3 separate regions of the Homo sapiens genome follow, and regions 2 and 3 are each linked to region 1. A link is a loop called in an ENCODE intact Hi-C map of the cell type or tissue named here. Cell type or tissue: PC-3. All regions are shown on one strand.

The links. Hi-C counts contacts between places; a loop is a spot of excess contacts. Peaks named below come from ENCODE experiments on the same cell type or tissue, not always from the same donor. Only the 100,000 strongest peaks of a DNase experiment are listed, where the experiment ranks them.
Region 2: a loop joins it to region 1, with 11 times the contacts of the local background. A loop is called at or near these places in 7 of 110 quality-filtered maps.
Region 3: a loop joins it to region 1, with 4 times the contacts of the local background. A loop is called at or near these places in 6 of 110 quality-filtered maps.

The regions. Positions count from the first base shown.
Region 1 is chr1:21,230,818-21,233,317 of GRCh38, forward strand. The region is part of intron 14 of ECE1 (endothelin converting enzyme 1); the gene reads right to left. Among named protein-coding and RNA genes, the nearest start is that of EIF4G3, 55 kb to the left of the region's middle. In PC-3, a CTCF peak has its summit at 1,339 (motif pointing right); a DNase peak (open chromatin) is centred at 1,344; H3K27ac peaks cover 1,089 bases.
Region 2 is chr1:21,344,558-21,347,057 of GRCh38, forward strand. It overlaps a transcript of ECE1 not described here. Among named protein-coding and RNA genes, the nearest start is that of ECE1-AS1, 53 kb to the left of the region's middle. RefSeq lists enhancers at 164-543, 1,244-1,293, 1,304-1,353 and silencers at 674-783, 904-1,093. In PC-3, no CTCF peak of the experiment used is centred here; a DNase peak (open chromatin) is centred at 1,024; H3K4me3 peaks cover 2,500 bases.
Region 3 is chr1:21,489,792-21,492,291 of GRCh38, forward strand. No RefSeq gene overlaps it. Among named protein-coding and RNA genes, the nearest start is that of ALPL, 18 kb to the right of the region's middle. RefSeq lists a silencer at 1,266-1,315 and an enhancer at 1,503-2,003. In PC-3, CTCF peaks have their summits at 1,198 (motif pointing left) and 1,399; a DNase peak (open chromatin) is centred at 1,160.

The DNA.
Region 1 (2,500 bases):
CATTAATTTTTTGAAAATAGTTATTTTCCATAAAATTTAAAAAAAATCAGGGCCAGTGCAGTGGCAATGGCACCATCTTGGATCACCCGCAACGTCTGCTTCCCGGGTTCAAGCGATTCTCCTGCCTCAGCCTCCTGAGTAACTGGGATTACAGGCATGTGCCACCATGCCTGGCTAATTTTGTATGTTTAGTAGAGATGGGGTTTCTCCATGTTGGTCAGGCTGGTCTTGAACTCCCGACCTCAGGTGATCCACCCGCCTTGGCCTCCCAAAGTGCTGGGATTACAGACGTGAGCCACCGCGCCCAGCAATAATTTTTTTGAGTGTAGAAGGATCCCAAGACCAAAAAAGGTTTTGAAAGTAATGGTATATAGTCATGAGGTATTTGGCATTTCAATGACTTCTCTGGTACAGAGGGGAAGGGTGAGTGAGGAGTGCAGTGAGATGGGTACCACATTTCCTCTAAGAGCCTAGACAGTCACTCTGCCTCCTCCAGGTGAGCCCCACAGCCATGGGAACATACTGAGAACTTTATTTATTTTGAGATGGAGTCTCACTCTGTTGCCTAGGCTGGAGTGCAGTGGTGCAATCTCTGTTCACTGCAACCTCTGCCTCCCGGGTTCAAGCGATTCTCCTGCCTCAGGCTCCCAAGTAGCTGGGATTACAGGTGTCTACCACCATGCGTGGCTAATTTTTGTATATTTAGTAGAGACGGGATTTCACCATGTTGGCCAGATTGGTCTTGAACTCCTGACCTCAAGTGATCTACCCGCCTTGGCCTCCCAAAGTACTGGGATTACCGGTGTGAGCCCCCGTACCTGGCCAAGAACTCTATTTATGTATTTATTTATTTTAGAGACAGGGTCTTGCTCTGTAGCCCAGGCTGGAGTGCAGTGGTACAACTGTAGCTCACCGCAACCTCAACCTCCTGGGCTCAAGCGCATGCTACCACGTCCAGCTAATTTTTTAAATTTTTTGTAGAGATGGGGTTTCACCATGTTGCCCAGGCTGGTCTCAAACTTCTGAGCTCAAGAGATCCTCCCACCTTGGCCTCTCAAAGCGTTCGAATTACAGGCGTGGGCCGCTGTACCTGGCCATATGGAGGAATTTAAAACATCATATTTATATTCAAATAATCACAAATACTTCAATGGGTAGGCAAGGAAATTTAAATAAAAACATTCAAGCTAAGTTAAAATACTTCAGATAAACTGGCAACAGAGCCTATGCCATGTTCTGAAGGTAAAAGCCCACCTTCTTGTACATAGCGGGGTGTCCTGGTTGGAGGCTGGAAATGAAGGAAATAGAGATGTTTGAACCCCTATAGTCCACCAGGGGGCACCAGAGGCAAAGAGAAGTTGATTGCACCCTTCCCTAAGATTTATCCCAAATGTTTGCACTGAGGAATGGAAGGACCTTGGACTGAAGACTGGAACTGGGCTGACTACATCTAATTTTTTTGAGGAGACAGTTTTTTTTTTTCTTTCTTTCTTTTTTTTCAGGCAGGGTCTCGCTCTGTTGCCCAGGCTGGAGTACAGTGGCATGATCTTGACTCACTGCAGCTTCGACCTCCTGGGCTCTAGTGATCCTCCCACCTCTGCCTCCCCAGTAGCTGGGACTACAGGTTCGTGCCACCACGTCCAGCTAATTTTAAAAATTTTTTGTAGAGACCACATCTCCCTATGTCGCCCAACCTGGTCTTGAAGTCTTAGGCTCAAGCGATCTGCCCACCTCAGCCTGCAAAGTGCTGGGATTGCAGGCCTGAGCTACTGTGATTGACCTGAGGAGACAGTAATAAAAAGGACAAAGACCAGGTCTCATTCTAGGTTATCCTGATTTAAGGTCAGGAAGCTGTATTTTTTTTTTTTTTTTGAGATGGAGTCTTGCTCTGTCACCCAGACTGGAGTGCAGTGGCACGATCTCGGCTCACTGCAACCTCCGCCTCCCGGGTTCAAGCAATTCTCGTGCCTCAGCTACTCACTCCTGAGTAGCTGGGACTACAGGTGTGCGCCACCACACCCGGTTAATTTTTGTATTTTTAGTAGAGACAGGGTTTTGCCATGTTGACCATGGCTGGTCTCAAACTCCTGGGTTCAGGTGATCCACCTGTCTTGCCCTCCCAAAGTGCTGGGATTACAGGCGTGAGCCACCACGCCCGGCCAGGAAGCTGTATCTTTGAAAAAGTTCCCCAGAGGACTCTGATGTGCAGTGAGCTTTGGGAAGCACAGCTGTCAAGCCCATCCAGAACCTTCCCCAGGCCTCTGTGGGCTCCCTGTCCTGAGATCCCACCATTCGTGGTAGTGAGGAACAATGGGAAAGCTGCTCTTGCTGGGGCCTCCTTGGGGTCTGGCGCTCCCCAGAGGTCCTCACATTTGACTGCCATGAGGACCCCAGAACCAGCTCCTCCCATCCTATTCTGCGGAAAATGAAATGAAGGCTCCAAATCCCAAAGCAGTGGAGCGGAGACAAGGTGCCAGATCGGCTCCGCTCCAGAGGCCAG
Region 2 (2,500 bases), 110 kb after region 1:
TGCCCCTCCCAACAGCCCCCCCCCAGGAAGCCCAGCCTGGATCAAATGGATTTCTCTTCTGGGGCTTTAGAGAGCCCCATGAAACGCCCCTCCCCAGTTCCCTTTCTCCCTGGTACTCCTGCCTATCGCAGTCAGCACTCGGCCTCAGCAAGCCCCTCCTCTGAGGACCCATCACCGGGAGATGCTGGGGAGACCGGATCGCTGGGTGCAGGGCCCCTGAGTGTCCCCTGGTCTCTGACAGCACCGACCTAGCTGCGTCGCCACCACATACACCCCTTAGGCCACAGCTGGATCAGCAGTCCCAGAGGGCCGCAACCTAGCCCTCCGAATGCGCCGGGCGTGGCCACCCACAGTGCCCCAAGGCGAGCCCCAGACCGACCTCAGTGTCCCGGGACGCTCAGGTCCAGCTGCATCCAGGCACCTCGAAATCGCCGCCACCCGCGAGCCCGACCCAGCCCGGCTGCCCTGGGTCTCCAAGCCAAGCTGAGTCCAGGGACTTCAGAACAACCCAAAACAGACCGCAGCAACCGTCCCCAAAGCGAACCGGGGACCCCGAGCCCCCCACATCCGGCTGGGACCAGAACCAAGCTCGGCGCGGCCGCCCCCGACGGGACCAAGCGCAGCGCCGCCGGGAGAGCCGCGCTCTGCCCGGGCGCTCCCCGACTCCACGCCTTCCGAGAGCCGGGCGGGGGCTGCTGCTGCAGCCGGCGCCCAGCCCCCCGCGAGCCAGGGCGGCCCCGGGTGCCACCCGCGGCACCGCTGCCCGCGACCGTCGAGGCTGGGCTGGACCGGACCAGACCTCCGCGCGCAGCACTCACCATAGCTCGCGTGCTCCGCCCCGGCTTCGCGCAGCTCCCCGCGCCCGGCTCCCGATTCCCAGCTCCGGGTTCCCTGCTCCCAGCCCAGCTGCTCGGACGGCTCGGCTGCCTGGCCCAGGCGGCGCGCTCAGCTCCAGCGGGCGAGCTCGCGGCTTCGGCGCCGAGTGCCGGAGGGGCGGGGCCGCCGCGGGGCCAATGGCAGGGCGCGGGGGCCTGGGTGGCGCAGCCAATCACGGCCTGAGGCTGCACTCCCCGCGCCCGCGCGGGCCCTTAACCCTTGGCGCGCTGGGAGTCGGCTGCCCGGGCTGCGCGGGGAACCTGGAGGGCAGGAGCAGGCGGGAGTTGTTGCTTCGGGGCGCAGGGTCCAGACCTTGCCGAGACCGGCGTTGGGAGCTAGCAGAACCGGGAAGAGGCTCGATTGTGTCCGGTGGGGCCGCCGGGAGCCTCGGCGACCTTTGTCTCCTGCCTGGCTCCTGCACTGGAGTGTGACCCGGGGCGCTGCAGCTGCTTGTGTGTGTGTGTGTGTGTGTGTGTGTGTGTGTGTGCGCGCGCGCGCGCGCGCGCGCGTGTGTGTAAGAGGGAGGAGAAGAGGAGACAGAAACGGTGGGAGGGGTGGATTCCGCGTGCCCGTGTGCTTATGTGTGAAGGAAAGTCCTGACTATATTTGGGATTTGTTGCTCTGTGTGTATATGTGCGTGTGTGTGTTTGCTATATTTGGGGTTCGTTGCTGTGTGTGTGTCCGCTGTATTTGAGGTTTGTTGCTGTGTGTGTGTGTCCGGTATATTTGGGGTTTGTTGCCGTGTGTGTGTGTGTGTGTGTGTGTGTGTGTGTGTGTGTGTAAGAGAGGAAGAGAGATGAGGAGACAGAAAGTGGGGGAGGGGTGGATTCCGCGTGCCCGTGTGTTTATATGTGAAGGAAAGCCCTGACTGATTTATTTGGGATTCGTTGCCGTCCAGGGACTTCAGGACAACCTGTGTCCGCTATATTTGAGGTTTGTTGCCGTGTGTCTGTGTGTCGCTATATTTGGGGTTCGTTGCTGTGAGTGTCTACTATATTTGGGGTTTGTTCTGTGTGTGTCCACTATATTTGGGGTTCATTGCTGTGTGTGTGTGTCTGCTATATTTGAGGTTTGTTGCTGTGTGTGTGTCTCCGCTATATTTAGGGTTCATTGCTGTGTGTTTGTGTGTCTGCTATATTTGGGGTTCGTTGCTGTGTGTGTGTGTCCGCTGTATTTGGGGTTTGTTGCTGTGTGTGTGTGTGTCCCCGTGATAGAGGGGTGAGGGAGGGAATGGTAGCAAAGCAGAGAGAAGGAGCCGTGGCTCTCTAGGCGTGTGAATTTGCAGGTCCAGGAGAGACACTGTCTCCACGTGTAGGTTTTGTGAGGTCAAGGGAAGGAGGAAGGAACAGAAGACAGCCTGCCTGTGTGTGTGTGTGATGTGTGATCTCCACTTTTGGGTCCTGTTGTACATGCATGTTAATGTGGTAGAAAGAAATGTGGTGTCCCTGTTGTAAACAAGTTGTGAAAAAATCCTGGGTTTTTGTGGTGTAGTTTGCGTGTGTTGTACGTGCCCACACAAAAGAGGGACATGGCTGTGATTTGGTACAACTTTGTGTGTAACCCAGTTTGCAAGAGACATCGAGATAAAAACATTGTGTGTGTGGTGACACTGTGGTCTTTGTGT
Region 3 (2,500 bases), 260 kb after region 1:
CCCCGTCTCTGCTAAAAATACAAAAAATTAGCCGGGCATGGTGGTGGGTGCCTGCAATCCCAGCTACTCGGGAGGCTGAGGCAGGAGAATGGCGTGAACCCAGGAGGTGGAGCTTGCAGTGACCCGAGATCGTGCCACTGCACTCCAGTCTGGGCAATAGAGCAAGACTCCGTCTCAAAAAAAAAAAAAAAAAAAAAAGAATAGTAACCCCTTCCCCTACCTGGAAAGCCCAGGTGCTAGGACAAAAAAAGAGAGGGTGAATGTTTTTGAAAACCTATGGCTGGGCACAGTGGCTCATGCCTGTAATCCCAATACTTTGGGAGGCTAAGGTGGGCAGATCACTTGAGTTCAGGAGCTCGAGACCAGCCTGGTCAAAATGGTGAAACCCCGTATCAACTAAAAATACAAAAAAAATTAGCTGGGCTTGGTGACACACGCCTGTAATCCCAGCTACTTGGGAGGCTGAGGCACAAGAATCACTTGAATCTCAGAGGTGGAGGTTGCACTGAGCTAAGATCAGGACACTGCACTCTAGCCTGGGTGACAGAGTAAGACTCTGTCTCAAAAAAAAAAAGAAAAAGAAAACCTACTGCATGACAGGGACAATGCTGGTCTTTACACCTATTCTGAAGATTTAATTACTAGATTGATTTAAGAGTAAATTAATTTCCATTTACTTTTTATTTTTATTTTTTTAGAGACAGGGTCTTGTTCTGTCACCCAGGCTGGAGTGCAGTGGTGCGATCATATTGATAGCAGCAGGAGGCAGACAAATGCCTAGGTAGATAGGGGCGGGTCCCCGGTGAAACCACAGCTTCAAGCCAAAAACAGCTGGACTGCTGGTTCCAGAGGAGTGAGAACTTCTGTTCCTGTTTGCCTACCCTTTACTGACTGGCTCTTTCTGAATAATGCTCTTTAACCAATCAAATGTTGCCTTTTTCAATACTACTTACAGCCTGCCCCTCCCTAATGCTATGCCTGTAAAAATCCCAGACTCAGCCACACTGAGGGAGATGACCTGACTTTGGGTGAGACACCACCTACCCATCCCCTTTCCTCCAAGAGCTGTTTTGTAGCTCAATAACATTCTCAGCCCTCATCACCCTTCAATCGTCGGCATGACTTCATTTTTCTTGGACGAGGGACAAGAGCTAGGGACCTACCGAATGTGAGTACCCAGAAGGCTGTAGCACTGTGGCCCTCTGCCCTCTGCTGGTGGAGGGCAGCCGCTCCATCTGACAGAAGCAGTGGTGAGGCTGAGCCAGTCCTGGAGCCCTGGGCCAGAGCAGGGCAAGGAGCTGAGTGAGCTGCTAACACACTGCTGTCCATCAGGCTGCAGATGGTGGAACTGAGAGCTAATTAGCATACTGTAACACCCCCTCTGGGGCTTTGGCATTGAAAACACCCCTGCCTGGGCACCACTGTGTTCCCTTCTGGGCAACACGCCTGGTCCAGCCACCAGCCTTGCACGGAGCCTGCTCCTGTGTTGGGGCTCAGCGCTCAGAACAGCCAGCCAGACCCCACAATCACTTACTCACACACCCCCTCCCTCCTGGGACTGAGTGCACAGTCACAGGGGCCACAGGATCCACACTGGAAGCTTGCCTTCAAGCACAGCCCAGCGGGCCAAGTTGACGGGGCATCTCCTGCTGTGAGCCTGACAAAGGGAGCAAAAAAAATCCTGCGCCAATAGCTCACTGCAGTCTCGACCTCCCGGGCTCCAGTGATCCCCCTCCCACATCAGCCTCCTGAGTAACTGGGACTGCAAGTGCGCACCACCATGCCCAGCTAAGTTTTTTGACTTTTTGTAGAGATGGGAGTCTCACTATGTTGCCTGGGCTGGTCTTGAACTCCTGACCTCAAGCAATCCTCCTATCTTGGCCTCCCAGCGTGCCGGGATTACAGGCATGAGTCACATTCCCATTTTTATAGATAAGGAAACTGAGGTTCAGAGGGGAATACTTTTGGTCGAGTGGACACAGGCAGCAAGTGACAGGGGTGAGGTTCCAACTCCTGTCTGTCCAACTCCTCAGCTTGAACCCTTTCTGCTGCAGGCAGGAAAAGAACTAAGTATTGGGTCAAAGAGGTCAAGGTTGGTTCTGAAGCTCCCCAGGGTTCAGAAATTTGGAAAAGTAAAATTGATGCTGGTGTAACTGGCAGAGTTCAATTTCAATTTCCTAAGCACCTCCCTGCTGCACCCCTTGAGAGTGGGGAGGAGACAAAATTCCCAAGCAGGGGGAAGTGATTACATTTCACTCAAATACTTGGCAACCTGCCCCAGAGGGTAATTAGCATTGAATGCTGAAAATAGGGGAGAGCAAAGGCTGAGTAGGGCCCCTGGGAGAAGTGGCAACAGATTATTGTTTAGAACTGCGAGTTTCAACAGCAGTGGTTTTCTTCCAGAGAAGAGGTCTGCCTTGCCTTCCTCTCCAGAGCCCTCTAGGTTAGATGAGAGTGATGCCAGTGAGGCCCTTCGCCATCTCCTATCCCTGCTGTTAGG